Regions from separate parts of the Homo sapiens genome. Here regions 1 and 2 are each linked to region 3. A link is a contact called in ENCODE Hi-C or POLR2A ChIA-PET data. All regions are on one chromosome and are shown on one strand. Each heading gives the region's core, a stretch centred on a gene start or an enhancer-like site at or near the end of the contact. The rest is flanking DNA. Distances are from core to core; before and after follow the strand shown.

What was found. Hi-C counts contacts between places; a loop is a spot of excess contacts on that map. ChIA-PET counts read pairs that join two places held with the same protein, here RNA polymerase II (POLR2A). Pooled maps may share reads with other maps.
Region 1: a map of dorsolateral prefrontal cortex shows a loop between it and region 3 (2.7-fold over the local background). The contact joins two enhancer-like sites. A Hi-C loop is called at or near these places in 1 of 168 maps with a recorded cell type or tissue (dorsolateral prefrontal cortex). POLR2A ChIA-PET finds 5 or more read pairs at or near these places in 1 of 52 experiments (MCF 10A).
Region 2: a map of breast epithelium shows a loop between it and region 3 (13-fold over the local background). The contact joins two enhancer-like sites. A Hi-C loop is called at or near these places in 4 of 168 maps with a recorded cell type or tissue (Caco-2, HepG2, breast epithelium and 1 more), 5 of 37 single-sample maps with no recorded cell type and 8 of 50 pooled maps. POLR2A ChIA-PET finds 5 or more read pairs at or near these places in 1 of 52 experiments (H1).

The regions. Positions count from the first base shown.
Region 1 is chr5:124,262,368-124,265,151 of GRCh38, forward strand. The region is part of intron 4 of LINC01170 (long intergenic non-protein coding RNA 1170); the gene reads right to left. Among named protein-coding and RNA genes, the nearest start is that of LINC01170, 170 kb to the right of the region's middle. RefSeq lists an enhancer at 1,246-2,186. Within about 2 kb of position 1,369, at least 3 of the 41 ENCODE cell types and tissues checked have a DNase peak (open chromatin) inside an H3K27ac peak, as active enhancers do; they include dorsolateral prefrontal cortex, where a contact is called at or near this core.
Region 2 is chr5:124,905,818-124,908,517 of GRCh38, forward strand. No RefSeq gene overlaps it. Among named protein-coding and RNA genes, the nearest start is that of ZNF608, 160 kb to the left of the region's middle. RefSeq lists an enhancer at 490-1,274. Within about 2 kb of position 1,379, at least 18 of the 41 ENCODE cell types and tissues checked have a DNase peak (open chromatin) inside an H3K27ac peak, as active enhancers do.
Region 3 is chr5:124,580,248-124,582,990 of GRCh38, forward strand. No RefSeq gene overlaps it. Among named protein-coding and RNA genes, the nearest start is that of LINC01170, 140 kb to the left of the region's middle. Within about 2 kb of position 1,369, at least 4 of the 41 ENCODE cell types and tissues checked have a DNase peak (open chromatin) inside an H3K27ac peak, as active enhancers do; they include dorsolateral prefrontal cortex, where a contact is called at or near this core.

The sequences.
Region 1 (2,784 bases), core at 119-2,618, 320 kb before region 3:
AATGCAGAGTAAGGGGGAGGAGCGATTAACAAAGTACTGCATGTGGATAATGTTAATTTTTAAAATAGATGCACTCGGGGATGTCTCTTTAAATATCCACATTGAATAGGGAGGAATCTGTTCATTTGTTTATTCTACTCTAACCAGACCCTGGCATTCTGTTACCAGAAATATCCTCCTTTCCCCCTCCTCTCTTCCCGGCATTGTCTGCAGGTGCCTTCGCCCTAATACTGAAGTCCTCTGCATGAGGCTGTGACAGGGCTCCTCCGAATATTTGGCAATGAAAGCTGCTTGGCCCATTTTGCACATGCATTTGGGAGATTTCCAAACAGATGCATATTCGTCTTCACTTTCTTGGCAGGAGGGCTGAGAATTTAAGGATTCTTATGGAGAATTTATGCTGCTCTGAAAACTTAACCCATCGTGGAAGAAACATGAAAGAGTTCGTATAAAAGACATGACCTTTTGCCTCCTTTTGGAGTCTGTTGCTTGGCCTCCTGTGTCTTTGTTGCCTTTTATTAAAGCTTTAGCGACTTTCTTTGTGAACGGGTGATTTTCACTGTCCTGAGCTCTCTAGGGTCTATTTTATTTTCAACAATGATTTCCATTTCATCTGAATCCATTGCCACAGCCAAAGATGTGCTTCTTTATTCAGAAAGTGCCATCAGTAGGGATGGAAACAAAATATTGTCTGAAAGCCATTTGGGGGCAATTTAACAAAAAGGGGGTAGAAAAATGAGAGTAACCTATAATTTTATTACCTGGAGCTACATGCTAACAAGGACAAAACAAGAAGTCCCAACAATGGGTGAGCCATGGATGGATCAGCAGCCTGATTGGCAAATCCTAAACAATAACTCTTATTCCTCTGAGTTATTTAATCCCCACATGATCAGACAGAACAAAGAAAGCCCTGCATATCAGGAAGATTTTATAATTTCATATCTGCCTATATTTGTCTGGGCTAAATATAGCCAAGAGCCTTTTAATATTCTCCCTAAAGGATCCTTTGAAAACTCACCAAACAGGAATTACCCTGTAAAAATGCAGAGACGCAATGCTCTGCAAACAGTATTTTCTTAAACTGGATAAACTGCAAATAAAACAAACACACAAAGAAAATTAAATAGTAGTCTAAAAGAATAAGAAAGTAACCTAGCCTCCCTTATTTGACATTGAAAATAATTTTTATAATGTTTAGCCAGGTCCTTCTTTGATAAATACACTAAAGAAATGATTTTTTTTGTCTGCTTAGATATTTCAGGTTTTGTTTTTAATTTGCTTCCTCAGTCATGCTTTTACTTACTTTCCAATTCCTTCCCTCCTTTCCTGGCTCTTACCTGTGTAACCTGATTATACCCTGACATGGATTCCTCCCAGTATAGCTTCCCCACTGCTCAGGGACTTGGACTACAGTCACAGGCATTTATACATCTGCACTGACTCACTCAATCTATTCTTCAGCTCAGTAGGATGCCCTGAAGAAAGGTTCTCAAGCAGGGTCTAACAGGATCTTTATGAGTTGGGAGTTTATTTTTCCCTCTTTAGGGTAACCACTTTGCTAGGAGATGACAGAGATGCTGAGACTCCCTGCATCTGCTCCCTTCTGGCACCCAGCACCAGGGATTTATGATCAACCAAGACCAAGGAGCAACCCCCTGGAGGACGGCTCACAAGGCCTTGTGAAACAAAGGAAGTTTCTTCAAGCAGCTTATCTGTATTAGCAGCACTTGATTCTAGATAGGCGAGTGCACCAACAATTCCGCCTAAAAGAATAACAGTGGCTGAGGAGAACACACTTCCAACTGTGCAGCAATTAGAGTGCTGTTGAATGGCTGATTGCTTGCGTGTGGTCCCCTTAGTTCCCTGGTGGAGCGTGCTTATAGTTCTGCAATTGGATAAAATGGATTGGAATGAGCACTGTCATATAGAACTGCCAGCTGTTCTACTGTTAATAAAGACACTATTTAGCTATTAATACATCCCATTCTTCCATGTTGTGCCCATTCAAACAAAATATCTTTGTTTGCAAAGGGGGTGTGACTGCACCTGTTCTTGATTGGAGATTCTGTGGCCTGTGGAGGACCCCTTGTTACCATTGCGCAGCAATTGTAGCTTCCAGGCAGTGTCTGCTTGTAAAAGAAACGGGGAGACTAGACAGTGGGATTTAAAAAAGAAAAAAATGAAGCTGTGGGTTCAACAGAGCTGCCATTTCTTCAAATGGTCTTTATGAAAAAAAAAAAAAGTCTAGTTTATTGGGCAAGTTGGAATTACTTGTAAGCAAATTCCGTGTGACTAATGATTCCTTCCCTTTTTCAAGGAGTTATTGTGTTTTAAATATTCCTGAGTATGAAGGCAGAATTCTATGGTGATCTCAGCAGGTGAAAAATGCAGCCTAAGCCTGAGTAATTAACAGGAGATACTACTTCCCAAATAAGCAAAAGAGCAAAGCACTTTCTTTCTTTCTATGGGCAAGCACAATACTAGGTTCTTTGGAGTGCCATCTTCAAGGAATTTACAATAAGGGTAAGGAGACAAGATATATATAGATATATATATATATATATATGCAGGAAATATATATATATATGCAGGAATATATATATATATATATATATATATATATATATATATATGCAGGAAAAAATAACCCACATGAACCAAGCTATGTTATGTCTCTGTTTCCACATGGATAGATATGAAACACAACAGGGTGTTGAGTGGGATCAATTCTAAAATTGTAGTTAAGGCCCAAGCGGGAGCCACCACTTAACTGCTATCAGT
Region 2 (2,700 bases), core at 129-2,628, 330 kb after region 3:
ACATGTTAGAAAAAATTAAGTGAAATGGGATTAGGTTTGCCATTTGTCATTTACTCAGAGTAGAATTCCCGTCTGACATGTGGGCACTCATACCAGGGGCTTAATGCTTTTAGTAATTATAAGGATCATGTAGAGTATGTTGATTGGTGAGGAAAAAAATCTTTATTAACTGCTCAGAAATAGTTAATTCTTCATTAGTCAGAGCACTGCACTAGAGGCTGCTGCCTGTGAACCATGGATTAGAGTTTATGATAGTAATAACCTCCCTGAAAAAACATTTGTTACTATACTTAATGACCAGATTTTAGTGCATTAACCTTCCTTGGGAGGTCAACTAACAAAATGGATGTTAACTGCTTGTAACAACCAATTCCTCTGAAATTAATATTTAGATGCCTTTGGTGTCAAAAAACCTTCCTTCCATATCAGGGCATTAAAAACACTTCTAAATTATTAATAGCAGGCAGAATTCAATGCCTGAAAGATTTCCATTCCAGTGTTCTTTATCCTCAGCCTCTTCCCATTTTCTCTAACAAAGTTCTCTTATGCAGGAACAAGGAAGGCATTCAGGAAAATTAGGTCTCAAAAATGCATGTGGGTCAACAATGCACTGCAGTTTTGAAAAGGTCACTCTTTAAGTTCAACAGAAATAAACATAATAGGAGTGTGAAGGCAGCCCTGAGAGCACACTGAGAACCTGACAGGGACAAACTCCCTGCCAGGCCTCGGGCTGCACTGCCACAGCCCTATCACCACCTGTCAGGAACTCCTTAACGACATTTTTGCATCCCTTCTGCAACTGACCTCCTGGCTTGGCTCTCCAGCCCCTCCCCCTCCCTTTAAATTGGAAACAAACCACACTTATGTCAAAACGGCTTCTGAACTAGTTCCTTCCTGAGCAATCCCAGAATATAAAACATGTTCTGAAAAGCTGCACCATTCCCTGGAGAAACTTTATGATTTGGTTACTGCAGCAGGGCGCGCTGCTCCTTGGCTGTGGTAGCCTTGAGTCAGTGCCAAACAATGAAGCAATGCTATTATTAGCCTTTCCATTCAATGGCGACAAAACAGTCCATGTTTCTATTTTCAGACTGTTCTCTTCTGGTGCAATAGATTTGCCAGAAACCTAAGCCTCAGGGCTAGCACTGGACCAACAGGGCAAAGTAGGCACCTGAAGCCAAAACATGCACAGTGGCACAAATGTGAAAATGCTTTAATGGTAGTATTTTTAGGCAGAGGCAAAATACAGAGCTGGCCAAAGTTCTGTCTGCTGAAACCTGTGCTGGTTTTTACGGAAAGTTACTGCTGGGGTTGGGATAGAATACCTGGGATCTCTACCATGAAGTTGCCCAATTTAATAATTTTCCCAAATTGCAACTGTGTAGTAACATTTGTGACTCAGTCATTTAAACTGGCCTGTTGGCCAGGCTCAGTGGCTCATGTCTGTAATCCCAGCACTTGGGGAGGCCTAGGCGGGCAGATCCCTGAGCTCAGGAGTTCGAGACCAGCCTGAGCAACACGGTGAAACCCGTCTGTATTAAAAAATACAAAAATTAGCCAGGCTTGGCGGCGGGCACCTGTAGTCCCAGGTACTAGGAAGGCTGAGGTGGGAGAATCTCTTGAGCGTGGGAGGCTACAGTGAGGTGTGAACACGCCGCTGCACTCCAGCCTGGGCAACAGAGGGAGACCCTGTCGTGAAAATAAATGAAAATAAATAAATAAAAAAATAAACCAGCTTGTGTGCTGGCACAGAACGATAGACCAATATTGCACAGAGTTGTGACTTGGATGATAAAGGTGACAAAGTAAAATGCCTGTAAGAAAGGGTGATTTCCTTATGACATGATCAGTTAGTTACAAGCCCACCAGGATGTTTCCAGAAGAGTCGGGCAACTTGTAGGCATTCTTTTTGATTGTTACTTACTCTTTTTTTTTTGAGACGGAGTCTCGCTCTGTCGCCCAGGTTGGAGTGCAGTAGCGTGATCTCGGCTCACTGCAAGCTCTGCCTCCCGGGTTCACGCCATTCTCCTGCTTCAGCCTCCTGAGTAGCTGGGACTACAGGCGCCCGCCACCACGCCTGGCTAATTTTTTTTTGTATTTTTAGTAGAGATGGGGTTTCACTGTGTTAGCCAGGATGGTCTCGATATCCTGACCTCACGATCCGCCCATCTCGGCCTCCTAAAGTGCTGGGATTACAGGCGCGAGCCACCGCTCCCGGCCTGATTGTTACTTTCTGATGGATTACTTTTGTAATACTGGAAATTTCGTGTATATAGAGGTCCATAACATTTTTGGCCTGTTTCCACTTGTAAATAAGATTTGCAATCTGACCATTCAAGCCGTGCAAATTCTGTATAATAATGATTTTAATTTAATGCCCAGATTCTTCATTGCTTTGGGAATACTGTTCTTGCTAATTGGAAGGTCATTATACCATTACATATATATTATTCCTCTTTCCTATTGTAGCTGATTCTCTCCTTGTGTATATTATTTTAGGAAAGAAACACTTGCAAGCAGGAAGTAAGCAATTATTTCTTTTAAACTGTGACAGATTTTGTATATTTAATTGTTAAAATTTCAGATAATGGTATTTCTTTTAAGGTTTGGTGTTTTATTTTTGCATTTAAAAATAAAAATAAGACAATTAGGCTAAGTTTATAAAAGGAAAAAATGTGATATCTTGCTTTCTCAAATCTC
Region 3 (2,743 bases), core at 119-2,618:
ACCTCCACCTCCTGGGTTCAAGCAATTCTCCTGCCTCAGCCTCCCAGTTAGCTGGGATTACAGGTGTGTGCCACCACACCTGGCTAATTTTTGCATTTTTTAGTAGAGATGGGGTTTCGTCCTGTTGGCCAGGCTGGTCTTGAACTCCTGACCTCAGGTGATCCACCCACCTCAGCCTCCCAAAGTGCTAGGATTAGGATTACAGGCATGAGCCACCCACACCCGGCTTTTTTTTTTTTCTTTTTTTTTTTTTTTTGAGACAGGGTCTTACTTTGTCATCCATGCTGGAGTGCAATGGCACAAACACAGCTCACTGCAGCCTTGACCTCCTGGGCTCAAGCAATCCTCCCACCTCAATCTCCCGAGTAACTGGGACTACAGATGTGTACCACCACACCCAGCTAATCTTAAAATTTTTGTAGAGACAGGGTCTTGCTATGTTGCCCAGTCTGGTCTCGAACTCCTGGCCTTAAGTGATCCTTCTGCCTCGGCCTCCCAAAGGGCTGGGATTACAGGCGTGAGCAACCATGTCCAGCTTTTAACAAGATTCACGGTGGATTTTATCGTTTCCACAATGGACAATGATTCCTGTTTGCCTTCTAGCTGAGAAAGTTAGGGGTAGCAAATCATTCTTAACTAGGGTGACCAACTTGTCCCAGTTTGAGAAATCCTGGATCCCAAATCTCCCCTCAGTCTTCAGGACAGTTGGTCACCCTTTAACTGCAATGACTTGCCTGATACTCAATCTCCTCCCCTCCCCTTCCCCAAAGCTCAGCTTCACCTGGGCTCATCCTGGCCCTTCCCCTTGAGGTGCTTTTCCAGCTTGAGAGAACCTCAGAAGAAGGCATAGCGAGCCCCTGTCCCATCAGGCAGCCTTTCCCAGCGGGGCAGGCAGGGCTTTTCTGAAGCCAAGCAGGGTGCCCCGGGCCTCATTTGCATGGCAATGCCCTTTCAGCAGTGCAGTGATTTCGTTGCTGGGCTGGTCTCTGAGCTCTGGGAACAAACGGAAAGGTTTGTGTGCGCTTGTGAATGCATGCCATTCTCTTTGCTTTGCTTTGCTATCTGTCACCTCAAATGGTGAGGGTTAGACAAACAGTTCCTTGAACTGTTTAAAGGAAAACTACCCCTGCCTAAACAAGGCAGACTTGGATTTTCTCATCCCAGGGATAATGATAAAGAGATTGGACTTTGGCCTGTGAATCCACATTCAGTGCCTATAGAGGGATTGAAAGTGAATTCACTTTTTCTTAAAAGTGGCCACCAAATTAAATAGAGAAAAGGCTTTGTTTAGGTTTGGGTTTGTGTTTCAGCTCCTCACAAGCCAGGCTTTCATGCATTCTGACTGTCCAGGTCAGCAACCAGAATGTGCCTGGCTCCACAGCTGGGCCTCTGCACGGCTTGTCTGGCTAAGTCCAGGCGCGCATATTATCCTATCCAAGCATCAGTAGGTATTCAGAGCAGACAATTAGTTCTTTGAAATCAACTGGAAAGCCAGCATTCCTGTGCTCCAGTGGGGAGGAGGGGGAGAAGAGGGCAACTTTTAGACTATTAAAACATCCATCATACAGCCCTTTGCTATCAGGGGCACCTCACAGGAAAGCAAAGGCGACAAAGCAAAGAGTATTAAACAGCTGCTTGTTCGTGATTCTGCTATGTCTCTAAAACCTCTCTGGCTCCTGCACTCCAAGCCCCAGTTGAATGGAAGAGAAGTGTCCTGTGCATCAACGTGTTCTTCAGGACACTTGTTCTTCTCTGCACTGACCAGGAATTTTCAATGCCGCCATGCAAGAATGGCGCTTTACTTAAAGACACTGCATTATGTTAAGCAGACAGTCTGTCATTACTTAGCAGCCACACTATACTGTGGATGCAGTCCTGTTGTTTTTATTAAAGGGGTTGTCAGGATCTATAATTCACACATCATTAACCGCTTCATTAAGAAGACAGCAGCCCTGTGGGCCCTAAACTTGTAGCAGTTTGAAGACAAAGCAAGTAAACACTCTCCTTAACTGAGCCAGAGAGGCGACCCCCACAACCCCCCACTGGTGGGAGTGTCTGAAGAAGTGCTGTTTTCTAGGAAGAAAGTTTTTTCAAACTCTGGAGCATAAATGTGCAAAACATATTCACTTAAAACTGATTTGATTTAAGTTAAAAGCATTACTTTGCAATGAGCTGCGCAATCCCACATCATTCATCAAAACCAAGCCATCACGGGCCGCAATGTGTGGTTACTTAAGCATTTTCATATGCCCTAGACTTTTTTTAATGGAACAAAAAGCAAGACCATGAAATACACAGAAGGGAAAACATCAAAAAATTTGTACATGGCCCATGACATTGGTATTCCTCTAACATGGATTTTACTAAGCATCACTTATATAAACAATGGCGCCAAATCCTGTTTTCTTTCATAATGCATGTTTTCTCAGCAGTAGTACTGCAGATCTTGAAATACAATATGGGGGCTCTAGTTTCCCAGTGAAATCATATGGTTGGTGTATTTCCTCAAAATAAGCTTGCCATATGGAACCAGCCCTGGAACAGGCCCAGATCAAACAGAAGTAGCTAAAGATCCTGCACCTCTTGAACCAGCCAACACAGCCAGTGAGAAGACCAGTCAGCCTTAATGATTTCTTTAGAGTCTATGCACTTAGGTCTCTGTATTGGACTTTCTCTAAAGTTTTTGTTTGAAGAAAGAATTCTGTGACTAAAATGAGTTGGAAATATACCGTGATGGGACTTT